3 separate regions of the Homo sapiens genome follow, and all the other regions are linked to region 1. Evidence: read pairs that join two places in POLR2A ChIA-PET (ENCODE). Cell type or tissue: MCF 10A. All regions are shown on one strand.

Region 1 (8,000 bases):
AAAGTGAGGGGCAGGACTGCTAGCATCTGCCAGGCCTCAGGGACAAATACAAGCTAAGGTGTTCTGGGATCTGCTTTAAGACTGCAGGTCCACATTCGATGGCTTGAAACATGTGTTAATAATGCACTGGTTTGGCCAGGCGTGGTGGCTCATGTCTGTAATCCCATCACTTTGGGAGGCCGAGGCGGGCGGATCACAAGGTCAGGAGATCGAGACCATCCTGGCTAACAGGGTGAAACCCCGTCTCTACTAAAAGTACAAGAAATTAGCCAGGCATGGTGGCGGGTGCCTGTAGTCCCAGCTACTCGGGAGGCTGAGGCAGGAGAATGGCGTGAACCCAGGAGGCGGAGCTTGCAGTGAGCCGAGATTGTGCCACTGCACTCCAGCCTGGGCAACAGTGCAAGACTCTTTCTCAAAAAAAAAAAAAAAAAAAGCACTGGTTTTATTCTCCAAGCCATTGCCATAGGCATCGATGAAGTTGAAAGGGTCTTTTGTCCTTTGAACTCCCCAGTGGTTTTCTCTGTGCACACAAGGCTCAGTGCTGGTTTCCAGTCCGAGCAGCTCAGCAGCAGCCTCAGGGCATGAACTGGCACCTTCAGCACATCTGTACCCACCGCTCCAACAGCCGCAGGGCCAGAGACAGTGATGTTGCATGGTCTAGAGAAAACCCTTGCCCCCTCGGAGGTATGGCTTTGAAATGGATTGTTCTGTAAGAAACAGAAAGGCTAGAAATGTTTACTTGGTGCTAAAAAACAAGGACCTAAGTCTCACGAGAAGACTCCACACACTCCTGAGTGTGACTCCAAGCATTTTAACATCTAGTTAATAAAAGCAGGAAGGAGGGGGAGGGACACGTTGTGAGCAGATTTCCAAAAGCATGCCCTGGGGATGGGGTGGGGACAGGGGCTGGTGAAATGCAGATTCCTGATCACCACCTGAGATCCCCTGGTCTTCGAGACGGCATCGGTACAGAGAACCCCAGGTGATTCCAGCATACACCGAACATTTGGGAGACTGACTGAGGAACGTTTTTCAATATACTCTGACCATTCCTGTCTCTTCCTGCCTTCTTTACTGCCTTGAGGTTGCTTAATGGGCTTTCTTCCCAGAGCTGAAGGTGAGATCCTTGAAGACAGATTTTGATTAATGAAAGAAAGAATCAATCAACAAAAGAAAGGCAAAAAAGGAGCAAGGAAGGAAGGAATCAATTACGTGAACGTGGATCCCAAGAAGAATTTCAAGCTGCTTTCGCTCAACAGCCTCCCCACTTTCCTCCTTAGGTGATGCAGGAAATTCACGTGCATCCTGGGTTCACATGATCCAGAATCACGCGTCTCCACCCTATATCCTCCCAATAGGTTCCAAGTCGAATCTCTCCACGGCCTCGCCATCTGCCTGCAGCCTTGTCCATATAATTCCACAGCACCTTCAGATGTCTTTTTCCACAGTGCCATGAAGTGGAAATTAGGAAACACCAAGATTATTCTGTCACAGACATATTTGCTAGCCTTCTCTTTAACTGATTGACACGGGGGAAAGTGCTTTCAGTTAGCTTGCTATAGAGTGGGACAAGAAAGCCACGTAGTCATAAACATGTGCCTTTTAAAAATCAAATCCTACAACCAGTACGAGCCTGATGGATGCAACGTCAGCGACTGCTCAATGGCTTCTCTCTGGAAGGTGCTTTTTGTCCCCAGGCGGCTGAAGGTCATAGCATTAATCTGTTCTCCAAACCCTCAATCTTAGGCCCCTCTCCTCCCTTCTGGTTTCTTTCTTTCCCAGCTCTGTTTCCTGGATGCTCTGACTGTCAGCAATAACAAGGACAAAGGTAGGGCAAGGGACCTAAAAGGACGAAGGAGTGTGGAGGAGGAGGAGAAGCGCTGGGGTGGCTGTTTCACCTTCAGCACACACTCCAGGCTGCTCTGACGGAAAGACCCAGGAAGGCCATTCATTGCAGACTTTTCTCACCCTGCCAAGCTGGACAGCTCGAGAACAGGCCATGGAAGTGGTTTCTCCCCTGAGACCATCATTTCAAGACCTATTTGCCCTTTGAGGCTACCCACGTGTGACCCTGGGAGATGTGTGTGGCTATATTTCACCTCAAACCCTAACCTCAGCAGCTGTGCTGTTTGGTTGCTCAGCCGCGGAGCAGCAGGTGGCCTTCTGCTGTTACCCATGAAGGGGTCAAGCTAGGCCAGGCCTGCTGGGAGCCCAGTGAAGATTTACTGGCAGTGATGCCTCCAACACTTCTTTCTCCAGAGCGAGAGCAACAGCAGGTGAGGCATCCATGACCAGCCTGTCACTTTCCTCGGGGAAAGAGAAAGGAAGCCATATGCTGACCTTTCGTGTGCAGAAGTAGCACAGTCAGAGCATATGTCCAGGAGCTGCAGAGACGCCATACGCATAGCACAGCCTTTGTCCAAACACTTTTCCAAGAATAAAAAGACTTCATTAATGCAATGCACTCCCTCACACCCCCCAGACGCCAGCTAGCCTCTTGATGATTTCACCGGCCAGTTTCTTTGTTGTCTGGAGAAGGTTGTGGGCTCTTCTGTCTATCTTCCAGATAGTGGAGGCCAGATGGGCAATAGACTAAGAATAGGGGCTAGCACTGCAGCAGTTTTGTTAAGCTAGCTATACAAAATAGAACTTTCTGGCTGGACACAGTGGCTCACGCCTATAATCCCAGCACTTTGGGAGGCCAAGGCGGGAGAATTGCTTGAGCTCAGGAGTTTGAGACCAGCCTGAGCAATAAAGCGAGGCCTCCATCTTTACAAAAAAAGAAAAAGAAAAAAAATTAGCTGGGCATGGTGGTGCATACTTGTGATCCCAGCTACTAAGGAGGCTGAGGCAGGAGGATCACTTGAGCCCAGGAGTTTGGGTTGTAGTGAGCCATGATTGCACCACTGCACTCCAGCCTGTGAAACAGGGTGAGACCTTGTCTCAAAAGAATAAAAAATAAAAATTTGTTGATGGAGTAATGAATATTGCAGTGGAAAGCAATGATATTGTCCAAGGTTGAGTCTCTGCAAGAGAATAGATCTGTATCTGCAAGATGAGGGCCTCGATCACATGTATGTAGATGTGGACAGACAGGCTGACTCATGCTCAGGTTGTTTTTAAACGCCTGTGGCTTTAGGGGGAAAAAGACAAAAAGAAGGAAAAGTGCCCAGATTTGACAGTGTGTGGTACAAGTTTAGGTGAGTTTTTTCTTTCTTCCTACAGGATAGATTTTCCAATATTCCTATAGGATAGATTTTTCCAGTCTCCTATGGCAAGCGTTTGTTACCATCATAATCAGAAAGAAGATGACACAGTGTCCCAACACTGGATTTACTATAGTCTACACCATGCAAATGAATTAACTCAGTGTCAGATGCCTCATCAAAGGTGGGGGAGAACAGGCATGGTTGAGTCATTCCCACAAATCAAGCAGTTGGAATCCATGAAGAAACTGTCTTCCACAGCATCAGAGCACCTTCCGCCAGGAACGTGCCTGAACCCGCCTGGCCCTGGAGGTAAAGTTTAGAAGCAGAGACTGGTTAGGAACCAACCAGCCACACTGAGACACCAGCTAAACGCCGGTTTCCATAAACCTCTTTAGGAGCTTAGGAACTTCAATTTTATTGACCATCAACCATCCAGTCTTAGATAAAGGGTCAGGGAGCAACATTTGAAGAGGAAGAAAGGGAGATGAATGGGCTCCCTCTGGCCCATTCGATTCTGTGCCTCTGACCCAGAAAACTGGTCATTGTCAGCTCTTCTCTTGGGGCTTGCCCCAGCCTGGATTAGCAAATCATTTCTGCAAACTGTGAATGCCTTGAGTACAGATTTGCTGGGATGTGGGGTTTGGGGAGGAAGGTAGAGTAGAGGATGTGTGCTCAGACCTTTCTGGGTAAATATATTAAATCATGTCTGTTTAAAATAGAAAGCTAGTGAGAATGTTCCCTCTTGCCAGCTTCCAGCATTGATCTTTCAGGGCATACACTGAACAAGGAATATCTAGGTCTTCTTCAGGGCAGCCAGTATTTTTACCAGGGCAGCCCTGATGACGTCACTGGGAAAGTTCCTTTTTCTATTTTCTTTTAGTCCCTTTATCTACAGGCACAGCTGCTTAATGAAACCAGAAGGCCTGGGATGGCACCAGAGCTTACTGACCACTGACCAAAGAGCAGAGGAAGATAAGATGCCACAAAACCAGCACAAACCGGAATAGATGACCCTTAGTTGCCTTCAGATCATTAACATATCATTATAATGCTAAAATTTCCTCCCCCAAAGGAAAATCTCCACCATTTTGTGTACAGGTGATATATGAACATATATATTTATGAATTAGGCATATCTGGAGTCCCGCCCTGCACATGCAAACACGCTTCTCTCGCCCTGCACCTGGTCCTTAAAACCCCACACCTTCTATTGTTTGGGAAGAAGCTACCTTTCGAGTGAGAGCCACCTTCTCCATTCCTTGGCTAGTGAATAAAGCCTGATTGCTTTTTCCAGCTGGATGTTCTTTTTTTGTGACTGACACAAAGTGGTGAAAAAACCCAGTTTATCAGTGACAATATGGCAGCTCTTTATCTATCCCAACCTTCTGCTAAGGGCTTTCTTATATTGCAAACTGAATATCCCAGACTCTCCTGCAACTGAGGTTTCCTTGTGATTGTGAATGGCCACCCAAAGGCCCTCATGCAGCCTTGAATTAGGAACTCATTTAAGTAGAAAGGGAGGCAGGGCTCACAGGAAGCTTTGTAGCCAACAGGTTTGGTGTTAGCTTTTGATCCCTGGATCACAGCTGGGTCAGCGTGTTCCTGGAACTAGCATTTGCAATGGCTTATTCCTGGTCCTTGGAGTGTGGCTAAGGAGTAGGACCCTGGAGCCCTGTAATGGTGCAGTGGCTTGCTGATCCCCAGATTTCTGGAGTTCCTGGTCACTACACCATTGGGAAAACTAATCTGCCTCTCTTCCTCTAGAGAGCTCAGAAAAATAAAATAGTTATCTTGGGAGCAAAGTGGGGTTTGGAAGGCTTTGAGATATATATTTAATCCACTCAATCTCTATGTTTCTTCATATAGAGTAGTGTATTTGATCAATGAAAAGGCCTTGTCAGCAGCTGATCTGAATATACTAAGAACATGGATAAATATTAATACCAAACTAGTGCAGGGAGACACATGGCTCTTAAACGAACGGAGATTTTTCTAGTTGGAATTCAATGGGCCTTGCTTTCAAAACAGACTCCTCTCTCATGCACCTGTGAGTCTCTCCCAGGGACTCTTGGGACTCTTCCTAGACGTCATTTATTCATCTGGATGCTCCCAAGACAGAAATGCCAGGCGCATGGGGAAAGCATTGTTAGATCAAGTTTAGCCTAAAGCTGCCTCCTTACATTTTTAAGTTCAGCCAGGTTTCTCTGTACATGGTGAACTGTAATCTAGCTGGCTGTACACAACTATAACCTTTGTGCCAAGCGCTGAGTTTCAGCCAATCACAGGTGGCCAAGTGTTTGAACCATGTTCAAATAAGGCAAATGCAGAGCTGTAACCCATCCTGCTGTTTCTGTACCTCACTTCCGTTTTGTTTGTCACTTTTCTTTCTCTATTCATAAATCTTCTTTGACCATGTGGCTGGGCCAGAGCCTCTCTGAACCTATTCTCATTCAGTGCTGCCCGATTTGAGGTTTGTTCTTTGCTCAATGAAACTCTGTTAAACTTAATCTGTCTAAGGTTTTTCTTTTAACAGCATTGCAACTCTCTGATGCCATCAGACAGTCATTCATCACATTCTGCCGATTGTCAGCCTTCAGAGGAGAAGGATGTTGTGGACTTGCTTGTGTGCCAAGGCTGAGGTGGGCCCCATGCCCACTGCGCCTTTAGATGTCCAGCATGCCTCCCCTTACACAGCACTCGACACACCCATGGGAGTCTCACAACCATCCCAGACACATTACTTCCCTCATTTTTCTAATGGAAAAAAGAAACGAACTAACCAAACAACAGCAAAACCCAAGTCCAGAGTTAAATACCTTGGCCAAGGTCACACGGCTAGGTAGATTCAGAATCTGTCAACTCTTTAGCCACCCCCACTTCCTGCAGGATAAAGTCGAACTGCTTAACTTTTGTGCAAAGCCCTTCATGATCCAACCATCCAGCTTCCCCTCCCCCTCACTGGCCACCCCCCTGCAGGCTCCAGCCCTGCTGGAGTCACTGATGTCTGAGACTCACTGTGCCCATTCTCAGCCAGACGCTTGACTCATGCCATTACCTTTGCTACATCATCCTCCTCCCACCTCCAACTCCACCTATGCCTCCTCATGACTCATGCCACTCAGCCTTCGGGTCCCAGCACCTCATTACTTTCATTGGTCAGTCCATCCACAGGCATTCTGCTAGGCTTATTCTGTGTGCATGGTACCAGGTGCAGGGAAGGCAGCAGTGAATGAGCAGACCTGCCCCTATCCACCAGAGCTTCCAGCTCAGTAGGAGATGCAGTTAAATGGCCAGTGCTGAGATGTTGTAACAGGCATTGTGACAGAATAAGAACAGGGTGTGTACAAGTCACGGCTCTCCAGGGAAACAACCAATAGGACGTGTGTGTGTGCAAATAAAGCGATTCATTATAAGGAATTGGTTCACGTAATTATAAAGGTGGGCAGGTCCCAAGATCTGCAGAGGGAGTCTGCAAGCTGGAGACCCAGGAAGAGTGGAGTGGATCCTTCAGTTCGAGTCTGAAGGCAGGAAAAAAAGCTGATGTCCCAGTTTGAAAGCATCCAGGCAGGAGGACTTTTACTCACAGGAGGTTCAGCCTTCTGTTCTCTTCAGGCCTTCAGCTGATTGGGCGAGGCCCACCTGCATTGGGGAGGGCAATCAGCTGTCCTCAGTCTCTTAATTTAGATGTTAACCTTGTCCAAAATCATCCTCACAGAAATACCCAGAATAACATTGACCAAATATCTGGGCATCCCATGGCCCAGTCAAGTTAACATAACATTAACCATCATAGGGTGCTGTGGGGACACACAGCTAGAACTCCAACTTTGGAAATGCTTTCATGATCTCCCTGCCCCCACAAGACTCCATCCAGTGTTATTTCCCTGTTTCCACAGCCTCATCACAGGCCATATATATCTTACCATATCATATTATCATATCATCATACCATATCATATCATCATATATCATTATACCAGATCATATAATATATCATATCACATTACCATATCATATCCTCATATCATTTCATATAATCCCAGCTGGCTTGTCTCTCTCTCCCACTGCACTGTGAACTCCTTGATGTCTTTGCAGACAGACCAACCTCGGAATCAGACCAACTCTGATTCCAAGACCTGAAGACCTTACTCTGGAATCAGACCAACTGGCTAACATCCTGGCTCTCCTGCTCTTAGCTGTATGCTTAAGCAACTTCTTTATGACCTGGAACCTCAGTTTCCTTCTCTGTGAAAAGGGACAGTAGCAGTACTAGTACCCACCAGCCTCACTGGAATGTTGTGGGAATTAAATGAAGTAATGTATATGAAGCACTTAGTGCTGAGCTGGCCATCGTAGCTCCTCAGGAAATATAAGCAATTGCTCTCATTCCCTGCTGAACTCCAGCCTCAGCACACCTCCCTGCCTAACAGAATCTTGATTAAATGCCCACAGCACTACTCTGTCCTGCCAGTAACTGGATGTGTCTGTACCCAACAGAGACTCAGCACTTCATCCTTCCAGAACTCTGCTGGCACTGCACAGTTCCCTACAGACAGGCTCAGGGGAAGGGAATGTGTCTGATCATGTCTGCAGGAAGAGGGTGACAAGATGGTCAGACATTTGTGGAAAGCTGGCGGGGGACTTAGAGCAGCTGGCCCAAGAACTGTTCCCAGCAGGGGCAGAACCAGTCATCTTTAGTGACCTGCGCCATCTGGCTTGATCTTTAGTTAACAGCAAGGCTGACTTCAATCAGGCAATTGATTTCTGGCCAATCTCTTTCAAAAGGAGGAG
Region 2 (8,000 bases), 120 kb after region 1:
TACTAGATTAACAAGGCAGAATTAGTTATAGCAAAAGCATAGTAGATGTTGCTAATAATACTTTCATAAATATTCTGAGCTTTTGGGGAGATGGTTTTTCATATTTATTAATCCCCAAAATTTCTCTGAAAGGATTAGATAATTTAAAAGTGGAAATTAAAGTTAGCCAAGTATGATGACTGAAATCACTCTTAATAAAGGTAGGTAGTGGGCAGCCTGCTCATCCTTCTAGATAGACCAAGCCAGCTCCCCCAGCCCAGGAAGGTGGGAGGGTCTATCTTAGAAGGCAATGTCTCTGCTATGGTTTGAGTGTCCCCATCGAAACGCACGTTGGAACCTTAATTCCCAGTGCAGCAATGTTGGGAGGTGGAAACTTTAAGAGGTGGAACTTAATGGGAAGAGCTTGGGTCACAGAGACTCCGCCCTCTGGGCCTAGGTGTCTTGGTGCAGTTCTCACTACAGTGAGTGAGTTCTTGCTCTTGTGAGACTGGATTCATTCTGGAGGTGACAGGTTAGTTCCCTCCAGGGCAGGGTCTGTTTTGACCCTTCACCTGTGTCCACTTCCCCTTTGACCTTCCATCATGTTATGACATGGCATGAGATTCTCCCTAGAAGCCCAGAAGCCAACGGATGCAGTGCCATGCTTCTGGGACTCCCCAGCCTCCAGAATCATGAGCCAAATAAGGCTCTTTCTTGATAAATCACCCAGTCTCAGGTATTCTGCTACAGCAACACAAAATGGACTAAGACATCCTCTCAATCAGGGCATAAAGGATGTGAAAAGAACCTGTGAGTATAACCAGTAGGCATCTCTGAAATGAGATAATGAGACAAACTGTTTCCCACCACCAGTAAGAAGCCATACTTAGAAACTTTTCTGTTTGTTTTGATTTTGTAAAGTGGGGCTAGAGTTAGGAAGACATTCACAAGCATGGATTCCTAGAGCAGAAGGCTGAGGTCCACACCCACTCCACCCCTCCTGTATAGACCACACTCTCTCACATCCTCGGAGTTGTGGTTTTAACAGCTGACATGAGAATTTCATTTTACTAAATATTTTATACATTATCTGTATCTCATTCTTTGCCTTCCTTCAGAGTTTATAGTAAGGTGTCAGTAGTTAACTAAGTAAATTCCTCATTTTGTTCTTCTTCAGAGTGATGAGTTAACTCAACCTTGGGATCATTCACCATTGAATGCAGCCCGTCACCTCTTTGAAACCCCAAAAGGGTTCTTAATCTAAGTCTAACATGGGATGTTCCCAAGGTTTAAGGCATGACTGGCAGCTAAATGCTTTGGAGTCTCTGGCTAGTTCAGGTGACAACCTTTCCATTTACCTAAGTACAGACAAGTTTTCATTATCTAAATATCTCTCCATGTAAACTGCTTCTGGTATAAGATTAGTAAATGCTGAACCATCTCGCATGAAGAAGAAATGGAATATCTTAACATAACAAAAGGCACTTGTCTAACAGAGATAGTACGTGTTGTTTTTTAGTTTTAATATTTCTAGGGTGCTTTCATTATAGCAAGCATAATCATGTTTTAGCACCAAATCAATTACTCATTTTCTTTTGACTTGTCAGAGAGCTGCCACACCCCAACACAAACATGAGAAAAACCAGTTGACTAATTTGAATTGTTATGTAGAGTATTAGCTCATAAGAACCAAACAGAAAAGCTATCTCTGCCAATCTGAAAACTCAACACCTCACCTACCTGGCTTGAAACAGATTTAATTCCATTAACATTAGCAGAAATGAATGAAATGGCTTTACCAATGTGTGCGCTATTGACATACAAATATAAGAGAAAAATATTAACAGATGATTGGCGGCAGTAGCTAAGGACTTGAGTGAAAACATCATTTAGCATAAGCAAACCAAGTAATTAATAGTTTTTTACATTGTATTTAGAAAAAGCATTACTTCTACCATGTCAATGATAATATCTGCTGCTTTCAAATATGTAAGATAAAATATATACTCTGTATCCCTTGCCTTATTTAAAGTGAGTTTCTAACTTTTAACCTCAAAAGAGATTGAGCATGGAGTCAATTCCATCTAAATAGATAGACCAAGAGTGCAAGGACTCCATGACCAACGGCTCATGCAAACCTGGCAAAGAAAGAAAGAAGTAGCTCACTCACTGGGGTGTCTACTTCAGAGATAATGGATTTGAATTTTTCTTTTTCTTTCTTTCTTTTTTTTTTTTTTTTTTTTTTTTTTTTGAGACAGAGTCTCACTCTGTCACCCAGGCTGGAGTGCAATGGTGCGATCTTGGCTCACTACGGTCTCTGCCTCCCAGGTTCAAGCGATTCTCTTGCCTCAGCCTCCTGAGTAGCTGGGATTACAGGTGCCCACCATCACACCTGGCTAATTTTTGTATTTTAAATAGAGACGGGGTCTTACCATGTTGTTCAGGCTGGTCTCAAACTCCTGACCTCAAGTGATCCACCCGCCTCAGCCTCCCAAAGTGCTGGGATTACAGGTGTGAGCCACCGTGCCCAGCCAGGATTTGCATTTTTCTTAAGAAATGGCTGACTCCTGTAAATGGTTCACTTGAGAAATAACAGAATCCTGTAAACTGTTCAACTAAGATGAAGCATATTTGAAAATGTATCAAGTAAATCAAACAAAAAAGATTTGCTCAGTGTATTGGCCAAACATGCTAGAATACATGGAAGGTATCTGGGGGGAAATGGTGCAACTGATGTTCACAGTTTCCAGGAAGCAAGTCTTCCTCTTGTTACTGGCAGTTTAAACTTGAGCATGTTACTAAGACTCTTGGAGCCTCCCCGTTTTCTCATTTTAAAATGGAGTAGCTACTTATATCACTGAGTATTTATGTGGGTCAAATGGGATTATCTGATGGTGCTTTATGATTCTATCATTATACCAAATAAATAAATATTACAAAGAATAAGTTCTGCTTTTCACTTCCTGCCAGAACTGTCCATAAAAAATCTTAAGTTTTTCTTGTTATCCCATCCTATTAGTCCTAAAACTAACTATAAAGAGACATTCCAGGAATAAACTCCCCAACAGAAAGTAATTTGCTTAGTATAGATTCAGTCATGCTCTTATTCAAGCTAATTTGTACATTTCACCTTGTTAAATTTCACTTCTGAAAGCTGCTGTGATTTTCCCTCTCAGATGCTCATTTCATATCTCAAAATGAACCTCCCTCAAGTTAAAATAAATACCACCATTAGTTAATTATGAGGTGCCAAGATAAAGGACAAATAATAAGAACAGAAAAGCACCCCCCAAAGCCAATATTATAGGTTATATGCCTAAAAATCTTAAGTCAAACATGCCATTTCTTAAAAGTTAACCCAATTAAATGCAAAGAAAAAGCAGCTATGGTGGCTGTGAGTGTCTGTGCTGTCAGATTCCAAACTTAACTTGAAAGCCAATAGTTAAGGAGAGGTTTCAGAGGAGGAAAAGATGATTTAAAAAAAAAAGTTATTAATCTAATCCTTACGTTCTAGTCCCTACCCAAGCCACTCACACAAGACATCATGCCCAGTGCAGGATGGATACGCTCCCACTTCAGCTACAGGAAATTAGCTCTGCAAATTCGATGGCCCTTTGGTGAACTAGTCTAATCCTTGTCTCAGGTTTGCCTTGAAGGGGAAGACACTTCTATTTCTCCTGCTTTCAATATCACCCTTTCTTTGATACATCTCACTTTCACCAGTGCAGCCCTGGCTTTAGCATAGAACATCTAAAGGTTAGAGCTAGAAAGTCCCAGATCTCCCTCATTTTTTTTCAAATCAAGAAAGAAAACCTGAAAACAAACTCTGTTGGTGAAAATGACTTGCCAAGCTCATCTAGCTGGTCAGCGGTGGCCCGACTAGGACGGAGCTCACAGGCAAGGGCCATTCCCACTACCTCACACTGGGAACAGCCGACAGGAATTAATCTCATAGGTGCCAGCAAGGTTCCCACAGCCACAAAGCATACATCCTGCCCTGGCTTATTCATTCCTGAAGCCCAGCCCTTAAGAGATTACTTTCTCTTACTTAAGATCTGACTTCCTATTAAAATGAAAGATAAGTAAGTTGTTTTTAGTCATTTGCAATCTAATGTCAGTGAATTTATCATATCCTTTCCTGAACACAGACTTTGAGTAAAGAAATATGCAGCCACTATGTACGAAATAACTGTGTGGAATATACTAACACAACTGTGAACAGGACAGAGTCCCTGCCCCAAAGAGCTTTCAATCATATGGTCTCCTCCATTCTTCTGCCATAATGTGAAGTGTTCGTTCCTTTACTTTTTCTACTTTTTCCCTTACACAGTTTAAAAGGGTGAAGCTTTTTATAACCCCTTTCCTGCCCTATGTTATCTGTTGAACAAATAAATGAATGAGTGAGTGAATGAATATTCCAGCCCTCCACAGCTCCTTCCACAGATTTCCCCGTGGATTCTTTCAAAATGAAGAAGCTGTTTCTTAATCACTTTATTCCTCAACCATAAAGTGATGATTTAGAGACCCACCCACGTTCTGGTCTTCTTTTTTCTAAGCTTTTACTCAGTGGAACAGATTTCCAAAATGCCAGTGCTGACTAAGAAAAACCTAGTGAGAATGTATTGGCCCCAACCTTTTAAGCAGAGGCAGGAATCCAGGCTTTCATTCTTGTTCTGTGAAGACTTGTGTGAGCCTGTTGCTCCAAGTCTTATCCACAGATGGAAAAGCACTTGCTACTTCCTTGCACAAGCATTTCTACTCACATAGAAATAAGCAATTCCTGTGCAAACAAAATTCTTGGACATGCTGAAGACTTAAAATTACAGAGAATGGCAGTAACTCGTGATCCCTTTCTTTGAAGACTTTCATTACCCCATACATCTGTGCCTTACGCCACAACTTCCTTTTAGTTCAGAGGTTCAAAGGACTCCATAGTTATAATTTATAACCAGGAAAAAGAACCATAACTTCAAGTTGACAGTGAAAGAGCAGGTTTTCAATACAGGCAGAGCCAAATTATATTCATATGCTTAATTTTGGGAACACATTTCTGAAATGCACATCATGTAACCAGAAGATGCAGCCACTGTCACTCACTGACAGTCAAATAAATAGCACAGACTGAGTGGCTCAACAACAAGCATTTCTGTCTCACAGTTCTAGAGGCTGGAGGTCTGAGATCAGGGTGCCAGCATCCTCCTCCTGGTCTACAGGTGGCCGTCTTCCATCTTCTTGCTGTGCTTTCACGCTGTGCCCTTGCATGGCAGTGAGAGCGAGCTCTGGCCCCTTCCTCCCCTTTTAAGGGCATTAATCACATCACAGGACCTCCACCCTCACGACCTCACCTAACACTAATGACCTCCACGAAGTCCTCCCTCCAAATACCATCACTCTGGGGACTAGCGTTTCAACCTATGAATCTGGGGAGACACAAACATTCAGTCCATAGCAGAGACACCCAAGTGCAGCCAGGTGTGTGAGAGTCACCAGGGCTGCAAAGGTACAAGATTCTGCCTTCAGGAGGCTGCAGTGAGGGTGGGAGACAGGATTACAGAAAGAGGGACCCTGGAAAGGCCACAGAGCCAGCCTGACAGCAGGAGATGGATCAGAGAAGCTCCTGGGAAGGCACTGCCAAGTACCAGGCTAAGAACAGGTGCAAGCTAGACAGCTAGGGAGTGGGGGCAGGGGAGGGGGTGGAGGTGATTATGGCAGAGGGGCTCCTGCTGAGCTGCCTTAGGGACTCAGCTGATAGCTGAAACAGCAGGGCTGGGGGTGCCTAGAGACAAGTCCAGAGACTGGGGCAGGGAAACCCCTGAGCCCTGGTCACGTGCTAAGGGGCTCCTGCTTTATCCTGAAGGCTGTGCGGAACAAGATCCCACCTGGATTTTAGAAAACACACTAGCTGCAGCCCATGGAGGTGGCTCTGAAGCACCGTGGGGAGCTGGAGCAGGGACAGAGCGGGAGGCCCAACCCAGGAACCAGAGACCCTGCCACCTGCCCGCCATGTGGCCTCTGACGGAGGCCTGCAGCTCAAACTCCCTGTACTTCAGTTTCTTCACCTACCTTGCAGAGTTACTGCGAGGATTAAATTAGCACCCATGAAGGACAAGGTTTGCAATCAGCACTTCTTTTTTTTTTTTTTTTTTTTTTTTTTTTGAGACGGAGTCTCGCTCTGTCGCCCAGGCTGGAGTGCATTGGCGGGATCTCGGCTCACTGCAAGCTCCGCCTCCCGGGTTCACGCCCTTCTCCTGCCTCAGCCTCCCAAGTAGCTGGGACTACAGGCGCCCGCCACTACGCCCGGCTAATTTTTTGTATTTTTAGTAGAGACGGGGTTTCACCTTTTTAGCCGGGATGGTCTCGATCTCCTGACCTCGTGATCCGCCCGCCTCAGCCTCCCAAAGTGCTGGGATTACAGGCGTGAGCCACCGCGCCCGGCCGCAATCAGCACTTCTTAAATGGAGCTACTGGGAGCAATGGGAGCATCATAGCTAAGTGACTTTGGAATCAGTGTGAACTTGGACAAGGACAAGGGACAACTTCTCAGATCTCAGCTGCTTTCTCCAAAAAATGAAGAAATGAAGATAACACCATCTCCTTCATAAAGTTGTTGGGAGGATTGATGGTATGAGGTAAGATGCATAAATCTCCTGGCTGTCACCTGAGAGCTGGGTTAGTCCCAGCAGTAGTAGAAACAATAGCAGCAGTGGTGGAGGGTGCAGTAGCAGAAAGAGTGGTTGCCGTAATTTGAAAGAAACTGGACTACAGTGACCATTGCTATTATACAGGTGAGAAGTTACAAGGAGCTGGATTAAGGCAGTGGCAGGGACCAGTGGGGACTCATATTCCAGAGCTGTAGGAGCATCAACAAGACTTTGTGACTCCTGGGTGTGACAGCAAGGAGGAGGCAAGAGATAAGCATGCCACGTAATCTTGGGCTGGGACAACTGTGCACAGCAGCGCCTGCCGCCCACTGAGGGAAGTGAGGAAGAGGAGCAGGTTTCCTAAGGAAGATGAGAAACTCATTTTCAGACCAGTTGAATATGAGGTTTCTCTGGGGTACTAAGTGGCACTGTCCATTTCAAAGTTGTCTGAATACATCTGGCACTCAGAAAACAGATCAGGGCTAAAAATACAGAGTCACACGTTGTCCGCATATGGACAGCAATTAAAGCCACAGGAAGGGTCTTATCATCCAAAAACAGCACGCAGGAGTGAAGGAAAAAAAAACAAAACAAAACAAACAACAAAAAAAACAGAGAGCCAGGGCCCGAAGACAGAGAAATGTCATCACTGAAGAGCAGGCAAAAGAGGAAAAACCCAGAAAGGGAAGGAGAAAGACGGAGCGGCATGTGCGGTGGGGGAATACAGGGCGGAGGAGGGGAAGGTATTTGTGTGGTAGTGGGGGATGGTGGTGGTTTAAACAGAAGAGAGAGACTTCAACTTGTGTATATGCTGAAATGAATGGGCCAGAGAGGTTGAAAACTCAGCCAAGAAAGGGGTGTCGTGAATGAAGTGCCTGGAGGGTGGCTGGTCTAGCTTGCAGAGGAGGAGACTGGGAGGGCAGAGAACAGAAGAGGTGCCTTGAAAAGACAGGTGAAGGCTTGAACTAGCCCAGTGCAGGAAACAAGAGCAAGAGCATGCACTACAAAGTAAACCATGTGGCCAAAGCATGTGCCACATGGAAAATAAAATTCAGATTTGATTCTTCCCTCCATCTAGAAAGAGACTTCTTGACAGAGAGCTGTGGGCTAGGCGAGGGAGACCAGGGGCTGCCAGGTTGTTTTAGGCTGAGAGGAAAAGGACAAACAGAAGACAGCAAAAGCAAACATGTACCCACAGAGATGAGAACAGCAGGCAGAACTAGTGTAGCAGGGGCACGTTAGGAGCAAAGGAAAAGACAGTGGGTGGGACTCAGGGAAGATCACATTTGCAAAAGAATTCTGTCAACCTAAACTTCAAAGTCAATTGGCTACCATTACCACCTTTCAGTTCCTGTTTGGAGCAAGTAAGTCAATGAAGAA
Region 3 (8,000 bases), 62 kb after region 1:
GTGAATCAACCTCTTTCATTGTTGCAGCCAATGTGGGTCTAGTTTAATATTCCTGCCACCAAAGACCTCTAGCCCAAAAAGAGGGAAGAAGGGCCAGATGGATTTGGTGAAAGACCCCACTGATTTGGAATCTGAACTTCAAAGGAGATCTTGGCTATTTCTCATCTCTTCTGTTACCTAAGTCTTCTCTATACCTCTCAGAATAGCATTTTAAAATGTCAAAATAAAAGAGCATTTAAGAGAGTCCTGCAATTTTGCATTTCATCAGGAGTCATGGCAGCCCAACTCCTTCCAGCCACAGGGATGGCTGAGAAGCATCTGCAGGAGCTAGAGAGAAAGGTGTACATGGGGACACTGGGGACACCCGGGCATTCCCTGGGTGTGGCCTCTCTGTGTCTTGGCTCCAAGAGCTGTTTGTCTTGGCTTCCCAGAAGAGGCTGACTTTCTGAATGTTTCCTTCCTACTAAAGTGCATTTATTCAGTAATAGTACTCAACCTCTTGTGTGTGTGTGTGTGTGTGTGTGTGTGTGTGTGTTACAACACAAAAGTGAGGACCCCAGTATACTGAGGAAGTCAAGGAATATGATACACTATCCTCGCTGACATTAGCTCCAAGAACAGGCCCTCAATGGGCAGGAAAATTCCAGAAACAACCTCTCTAGTGATTTATTCTTGTTTCTGTGGAGAATTTCCGTTTTGATCCTTTGCTTGGCTCTTAAGGGGAAAAATCCACTTCAAAAGCAGTATTTATCAATGTGAACGTTTTAGATCTCATCTGTGCGGTTCTGCCTAATGGAAGAAAGATTTTGTACTCCTCGACATAATTTTCATATTTGTACTTAACAATCATGTAGCTATTAATAGAAGCAGATGATGTAGAAACAGGAAGTTGAAACGCTTTGATGATAATAAAGCTGAAGGATGACCTTTCGATGGCTAGGAGCATCGTTGGGCAAACATCACAGAGTGAACTTACACAAACCTAGATGGCGTAGCCTACCACACACCCAGGCTGTATAGCACAGCCTATATTGCTCCTAGGCTGTAAACCCGGACAGCATATTACCATACGGAATAATGTAGGCAACGGTAACACAGTGGGAAATATTTGCGCATCTAAACATAGAAACGGTACGTTAAAAACAGGGTATTATAATCTTATGGGACCACTGTCATATATGCAGTCCATTGTTGACTGAAATGCTGTTATGCGGTTCGTGACTGCACTCGCCAGCTATACCACTGTGGCTCCTTAAATCACAGCTAAGGGAGCTTGGTGTCTGCTATTTTTAAAGGAAATGAGAGAACAATTAGTAACTAATGCCCTCCGCAGAACAGCACAGCAATGGGTTTTTCTGCAAATATAATTCAAATAGTTTTGACGCCAGCCAAGTTAGGCCAAACAGGCTTTGACTTGCATAGCAGTGTAGAGCCTCGCCCTACACAGTAGGCATCTTCAGTTAGGCATCTTCCCCTTAGGACTGTGCACGGCTCTCTGTTAGGTATTGCACTGACCCATTTTCCCCAACCCCTGAGATCTGGGCTGTCCCATATGGTAAGCATATGTGGTAAGCACATTTGAATACATTAAAATGAAATACAACTCAGTTCCTCAGTCGCAATGACCACATCTCAAGTGCTCAATAGCTACACGAGGCAAGTGGCTACTGTGCTGGAAAGCACAGATGGAGAGCACTTGCATTGTAGCAGAAAGCTCTATTGGACAGTGCTACCCCAGAGTACACTCGCCCTCTGGCCCAGAAGTTGGGAAGCAAAGCCCCTTCCCCTCTCAAAGGGGCTTGACAGGAGTAAAGAAAAAAATGCCAGGCATCTCAAGGTCACTCCTACTACCCAAGGGCATGTGATGAGAAACCCTGAGCTTGGTTTTACCAGCCAGAAAGCTGATGCAAACAAAGCCCAGATCTCAAGGGTTGGGGAAAAAACCTCAAGTGATTGAGTCATCGTTAACAGCCATTAGGCATCTGCGCTTTTTACCAACCTATGCTGCTTCTCAGAAATCCCACCCTGATTTATCAGAGGCATAGGAAGAGAAAGGCATCCCGCTCCCAGCTCAGCATGCGTCCCGGGTGTTCTGAATGTCAGTGAAGCTGAAACAAAACCCAGGTGAGAAGAACATAGAGACCCAGAGGCTCTTGAGGGAGAGTCCTGGGAAGCAAAGACAGCACCTAGTACCAAGTAGAGAATCCTGTAAATTGGTACTTAATATTCTTAATGAGAAGTATGGAAATATTCTAAATTTGATTGAAGTCCTATTTAACTTTATCTTCTGTATGCTGATCTTAGAGCAGTATCACTGAATGACCTTAGTGATAGATCAAATCACTTACAAAGGAGGGAACATGCCCATGGCCCACCATGACGTCCCAGAGCTTAGTTGTGTTTGGGCATTTTCCCACATTAAAGGTGTGTCCCTAAACAGTGGCTCTGGTGACAAAAAGTGAAACAACTGTCTTCACAGCTGCTGGGGAAAGTTATCAGCTACTCCCTGCCCCACATTAGTGAGAGGCCCTCCTGTTGGTACCCATAGCACGAGGCCCTGGATCACCTCTACACATCTTTCTTGTCGTACATTTGTTGAGAACCCAGAGTCCGCAGAGTGCAAGGCACTGTGTGTCAGCCACAGTGAGGCCCTGGCACTGGGGGACGGGCTGTCTAAACACAGCTCTGACAAACACAATGACATGCAATGGCCCCAAAGCCACAGACAAACCTGAAGCGCTTTAGTGATTCAGGGAGAGAGAAAACTCCGCCAGGGGCAGGCAGGGAAGTTGCACACAGGAGGGAGGAGGTGAACTGACCTTGCGGAATGACAGGATTTGAACAGGTTTAGAGGGAAGGGAGAGCACTCCCAAGAGGCAAAATGGTAGCAGGAGGCAAAGAGACAAGATGAATTCTAAATGTGGGTGTAGAAAGGTCCTTGGCCAGGAAGCCAGTCAGCTCTGGGCTGCAAATATGCACGTCGATGGGGGCCAGACAGGTGACAGAAATGGAGCAGGCTGAGGGGCTATACAGTAGAGTGAGGAGTGCAGCAAACTGGAGAAAACATGGCCTGAGGGAAAGCAGCAGGGAACACGCCATTCCCACCTCCTGTCACCTTCTAGGAATATGTGCTCAGTGCTGCTGGATTTTCTACGTTTTCAGGAATAACTGAAAATAGAGTTTTTTAATGTAAAAAAATTCCAATTTTTAAAGCTGTCCGTCAACTTCTTAAAATATTGTGTAGGATAAACAAAACCCATTGGCCCATAGGCTGCCGGTTCCCCTTGTCCTGCAGAGACTGTCACACTGAAGGCTCCATGGCTCCAGAACAAGACAGGGGAATGACAGAAGGAAGAGATGGCCCCACTGCGGAGCCCGGGATAACAGGGAGGAGGCAGGAGGCTGTGGGAATGTCATGTATCAGGTGCGAAGCAACAGGGCTTGAAGATGATCCTGGCAAAAATAAGATTTTAAAATAGTGATAATAGGGAGGAATAAACAGATGGAGTTTGGAGATGAACTGGATGAGGGATCGGGGGAAAGAAAAGGTAAAGATAAGATCCAGGTTCTGAGGCTGAGAGGTTTTGGAGAAGGACAGTAATGACGGGAGCACACCGGGGCTCTGAAGACACCTCACAAACCAACACACAGTGTAGGCTTGGCCATCACCAGCCCCCTTGCCCCAACTTGCAAGCAGCAGTGGGACTCCGCATTGCCACTGCACTGGGAAGCGCTGCAGAACCTGGCGCTGGGCATGCCACGGATGAAGCTCAGAACAGGCTCAGGTACCAGGATGCAGAAATGCAAGCAAAGCAGGGTCCTGAAACACAGCTGGCCCGCAGTGACAACACACACACACACACAAATATATACACAAACATACACAAATATATACACAGACATACACACACATGAATACACACAATCCACACCACTCATACACACACATGCACACACACATACACAAACATATACACATACACACAGATGAATACACTCCACACCATTCATACACTCACATCCACACACACACACACACAAATATATACACAAACATACACACACATGAATATAAACACTCCACACTACTCACTCACATGCATGCACACACAAATATATATACAAACATACACACACGAATACACACACTCCACACTACTCATACGCTCACATGCACACACACACACACAAATACATACACAAACATACACTCCATGTGAATACACACATGGATGAATACACAAACATGAATACACACACTCCACACCACTCACATGCATACACACACACAAATATATACACAAACATACACACAGATGAATACACACACTCCACACCATTCATACACTCACATCCACACACACAAACACATACACAAACATACACACACATGAATACACCCATTCCACACCACTCATACACTCACATGCACACATACACACATACACAAATAAACACACAGATATATACACACACTTCTAACTAGCCAGAAAGTTTACACTGTCAGCCCTGTCTGATGTCACATTAGCTTTTAAAAAATATAAACGTTCACCCCTGCCCACAGCAGTGAAGGGAGCAGGCAGGAATGTTCAAGCTAAAACCTCACCTGAAGATGGATCATGGTCTCCAAGCTCTAGGAGACATAGCTTGGCAGCTTCCTGGAAATGACTGTGGCTAACAGCTCTCATCCGTCTCCATTTCAAAATAGGGATGGCAACGTAACACGGGATTAAACTCCTGTGCAAATTGTGGCAGCTGATGGAGAAACGTGGGGTGGCAGGGGTGGGGAGTGGCAAATGTCAGCTTATTATGGCCTGTTCAAACACTCATCTGAACAATAGCCACAATTTCTTATAGCTCATCTTTCTATAGGCCTATGGGAGCAAACTGGCATAGGAAGCGTATAAAAAGAACTGAATCCTTGGGACTATGTGAGCTGTCTATGAAAACATTTACATCTCATGTTTTCATTGTAATGACAATCCAAAATAATTCCTGTAAGCAAGCACAGTCTAAGAATAGTCTGGACAGCCGTGCTATAACCACGCTGTGCCGGGCTGCTCTGTGTTTACACATTGGCATCAAGCAGAATTATGTTAATTGTTGTGGCTAATGAGAAAAAAGCCACAGGGTAGATTTAATATATAAATGACTCATTCACGCCAAGTGAAGCCAAACGCTATCACTCAAAGGACACTGAGAGACGGCAATCTGTACCTAATTCCAGTGACAAAAGGAGTGAAGCCAGCCATCACAGCAAAGGGATGTTGTGCATTTGAGTTTCATTAGCTGGTACTTTATGTTTAATTTGCAATTTGGATGTGATTTTTATAACCATAGCATAAGGAATTTATACCCAGTTTTAAGTGGTATGTATTTAAATAATATAACATTAAATATTTAAATCAGCCCTGGAATCTGCAAAAAAAAATGTTCCCACTTAACAAGGGGCCCAACCTACCCTATGACACATCACTATATAATGTCAGAACACTGGGGATAAAGGGAGGATCCTGGAAGCTTTCAGAAGAAAACCAGGCCACACATGGAAGATAGAGAATTAATGTCAGTGGGTTTCCCTATAGCAACAGAGCATGGAAGCCAACAGCAAATATTCCAGAAACCCGAGAGGAAACCATTTCCACCCTCAAGGCCTACATCCTCCCTGCTATGGTTTGGATGTGGTTTGACCCCTCCGAAACTCAGGGTGAATTTGGTCCCCAGGGCAACAGTACTGAGTGAGAGGTAATGGGAACCTTCAGAGGTGATTAGGTCATGGGGGCACACCCTCATGCGTGCATTAACACTGTTCTCTAGAGACTGAGTTGGTTCTCATGAGGCGCTGGTTGTTATAAAGTGGATCAGCCCCCTTTGCCCCATCTCTTTTTTCAAGCGCTTGCCTGCCCTTCCAGTTTTCTGCCATGCTATTACACGGGATGAACGCTGTCACCAGAAGCCAACCAGATATGACCCCTCGACCTTGAACTTCCCAGGCCTTGAGGTTGGAAATTGGTTCCTCTTGGGATTCTGGAATCCCTGCTCTTGGCTTCCATTGGGAAGCCTGCTGACATTGATTATCTTCCTCCAGAACTAAAAGAAATAAATTTATTTTCTGTATACATTACCCAGTCTGTAGTCTTCTGTCACAGCAACAGAAAATGAACTAAGACATTCTCAGACTATCTATCAAGAGTAGAGAAAAAACCATAGACATTTTAAGACATATTAGGTCTTACATCTTCATGTATTTATCCTGTTTTGGGAAGGAGTGCTCCAGAAAAATAGAGAAATAAACTTTGATTTTCTTATATCCTCTACAGTTGTGGCTCATGAAGGCCAGAGGGCATGTCCCCAAATCCAGATTGAGGAAGGTACATGGGATGCCGGAGTGAAGAACGAAACAGATGGAGGCTTGACAAGCTGGGGAGCACGCAAGGCATGGAGATGAGCTTGCCTGATGCGAATCGAGGGCCCAGCCCCACCGGGCACCCATCTGCACAGGTGGCCAGGCCATTTAGAGTGGCTGGGGTAGGATGGCCTCACCTTGGGCCTTAGACAGAAGTAGCATGGGTAAACAAGCATATGCCTTTCCAGTGGGATCCTATATTACCAGTATTTCCCTAATACACATTTGTTTTTAAAGTTAAACCAATGGCTAAAGCTTGCTTAGAGCCAGAGAGCAAAGTCCTCCCAAAGCCCTTTTTAAAAACATCAAAATAGGCCGGGCACAGTGGCTCACACCTGTAATCCCAGCACTTTGGGAGATCGAGGCAGGCAGATCATGAGGTCTGGAGCTCAAGAACAGCCTGACCAACGTGTTGAAACCCTGTCTCTACTAAAAATACAAAAATTAGACGAGGATAGTGGCATGTGCCTGTAATCCCAGCTACTCAGGAGGCTGAGGCAGGAGAATCGCAGGAACTCGGGAGGCAGAGGTTTCAATGAGCCGAGATCATGCCATTGCACTCTAGCCCGGACAACAGAGCGAGACTCTGTCGCAAAAAAAAAACAAAAACAGAAACAAACAAAAAAAAACATCAAAATAGCCTGACTGAACCTGACTCCATTGACTCCATGGTGAAGTGAAGGAATGTTTTACATAATATTTACAGGAATCGCCTTTCTTGTCACCCAGGAGAGCAGGTCCTGACCTACCTATATCCTACGAAGGTTCACTTCTGGGGCACTGACGCAGATGCAAATGACAGCTGCGGCAGAGAGGAGAGCTCCCGGCAGGGACCATCCTCATGCCCCGTGTAGAACGCCTCCCTTTCCTCCTGCTCATGAAGACACATTCCAACACAAGTGAACAGGAGTGGCATTGTCTCACAAATCAACACTGTAAAACAAATACCAGTGCTCACACATGAAGATGCACATCACGGGTTACGTCAGATTATTCTAGAACTAGGCACATCTACATCAGGATCTCAGAACACCAGGCAAACCCCTGCAGCACCGATTTACTGAGCACCTACTACCTGCCAGGCACTGTCCTAGATGCCAGGGTTAAGGAATAAACAATTGACAAAAATATTTGCTCTCGTGGGGATTAAACTCTAATGGGGGAAGACAGACAATAAACAAATAAGTACAATACGTACAGTGGCAAAGATTGATAAATATTTTGCAGAAAAATTAGGCAGGGGAGACAGGGAGTATGGGGGCTGGAATTTTAAGTCAGGCAGTGACAGGGTAAGGCTCAGCGAGAAAGGTATCTGATTAAAGACACAGCATCAAGGGAAAACACGTAATGCCAGGCTGTGTCTAAGAAGCTGCCAGGAGCCCGGGGTCACTGTATCAGAGTTGGGGCCATGGTGGGGGAAGGGACAGAGCATGTGGAGACTCAGAGGCCCCTGTAAAGCCTCTGACTTGTACCGTGAGCAAGAGAAAAGCCATTGATGGGTTCTCATTCTTTCAGAGGCATGATGGGTTATGGTTTACCTGTTAGAAAGGAGGGCATACGCGAAAAGACCAGTTAAGAGGCCACAGAAATAAGC

Evidence for each region. Peaks named below come from ENCODE experiments on the same cell type or tissue, not always from the same donor. Only the 100,000 strongest peaks of a DNase experiment are listed, where the experiment ranks them.
Region 2: POLR2A ChIA-PET joins it to region 1 with 5 read pairs; 2 of 35 experiments call an interaction of 5 or more read pairs at or near these places.
Region 3: POLR2A ChIA-PET joins it to region 1 with 5 read pairs; 3 of 35 experiments call an interaction of 5 or more read pairs at or near these places.

The regions. Positions count from the first base shown.
Region 1 is chr6:150,268,235-150,276,234 of GRCh38, reverse strand. It overlaps LOC105378054 (a long non-coding RNA gene), which reads right to left and starts at 6,823. Exons shown (of 3, transcript XR_943109.3): 1 at 6,265-6,823. RefSeq lists an enhancer at 2,145-2,645 and a cis regulatory region at 3,844-4,876. In MCF 10A, no CTCF peak of the experiment used is centred here; DNase peaks (open chromatin) are centred at 3,104, 3,454 and 6,334.
Region 2 is chr6:150,150,255-150,158,254 of GRCh38, reverse strand. All of the region lies in intron 1 of PPP1R14C (protein phosphatase 1 regulatory inhibitor subunit 14C), which reads right to left. Among named protein-coding and RNA genes, the nearest start is that of PPP1R14C, 11 kb to the right of the region's middle. In MCF 10A, no CTCF peak of the experiment used is centred here; no DNase peak of the experiment used is centred here.
Region 3 is chr6:150,205,882-150,213,881 of GRCh38, reverse strand. The region is part of intron 1 of PPP1R14C (protein phosphatase 1 regulatory inhibitor subunit 14C); the gene reads right to left. Among named protein-coding and RNA genes, the nearest start is that of PPP1R14C, 67 kb to the right of the region's middle. In MCF 10A, no CTCF peak of the experiment used is centred here; no DNase peak of the experiment used is centred here.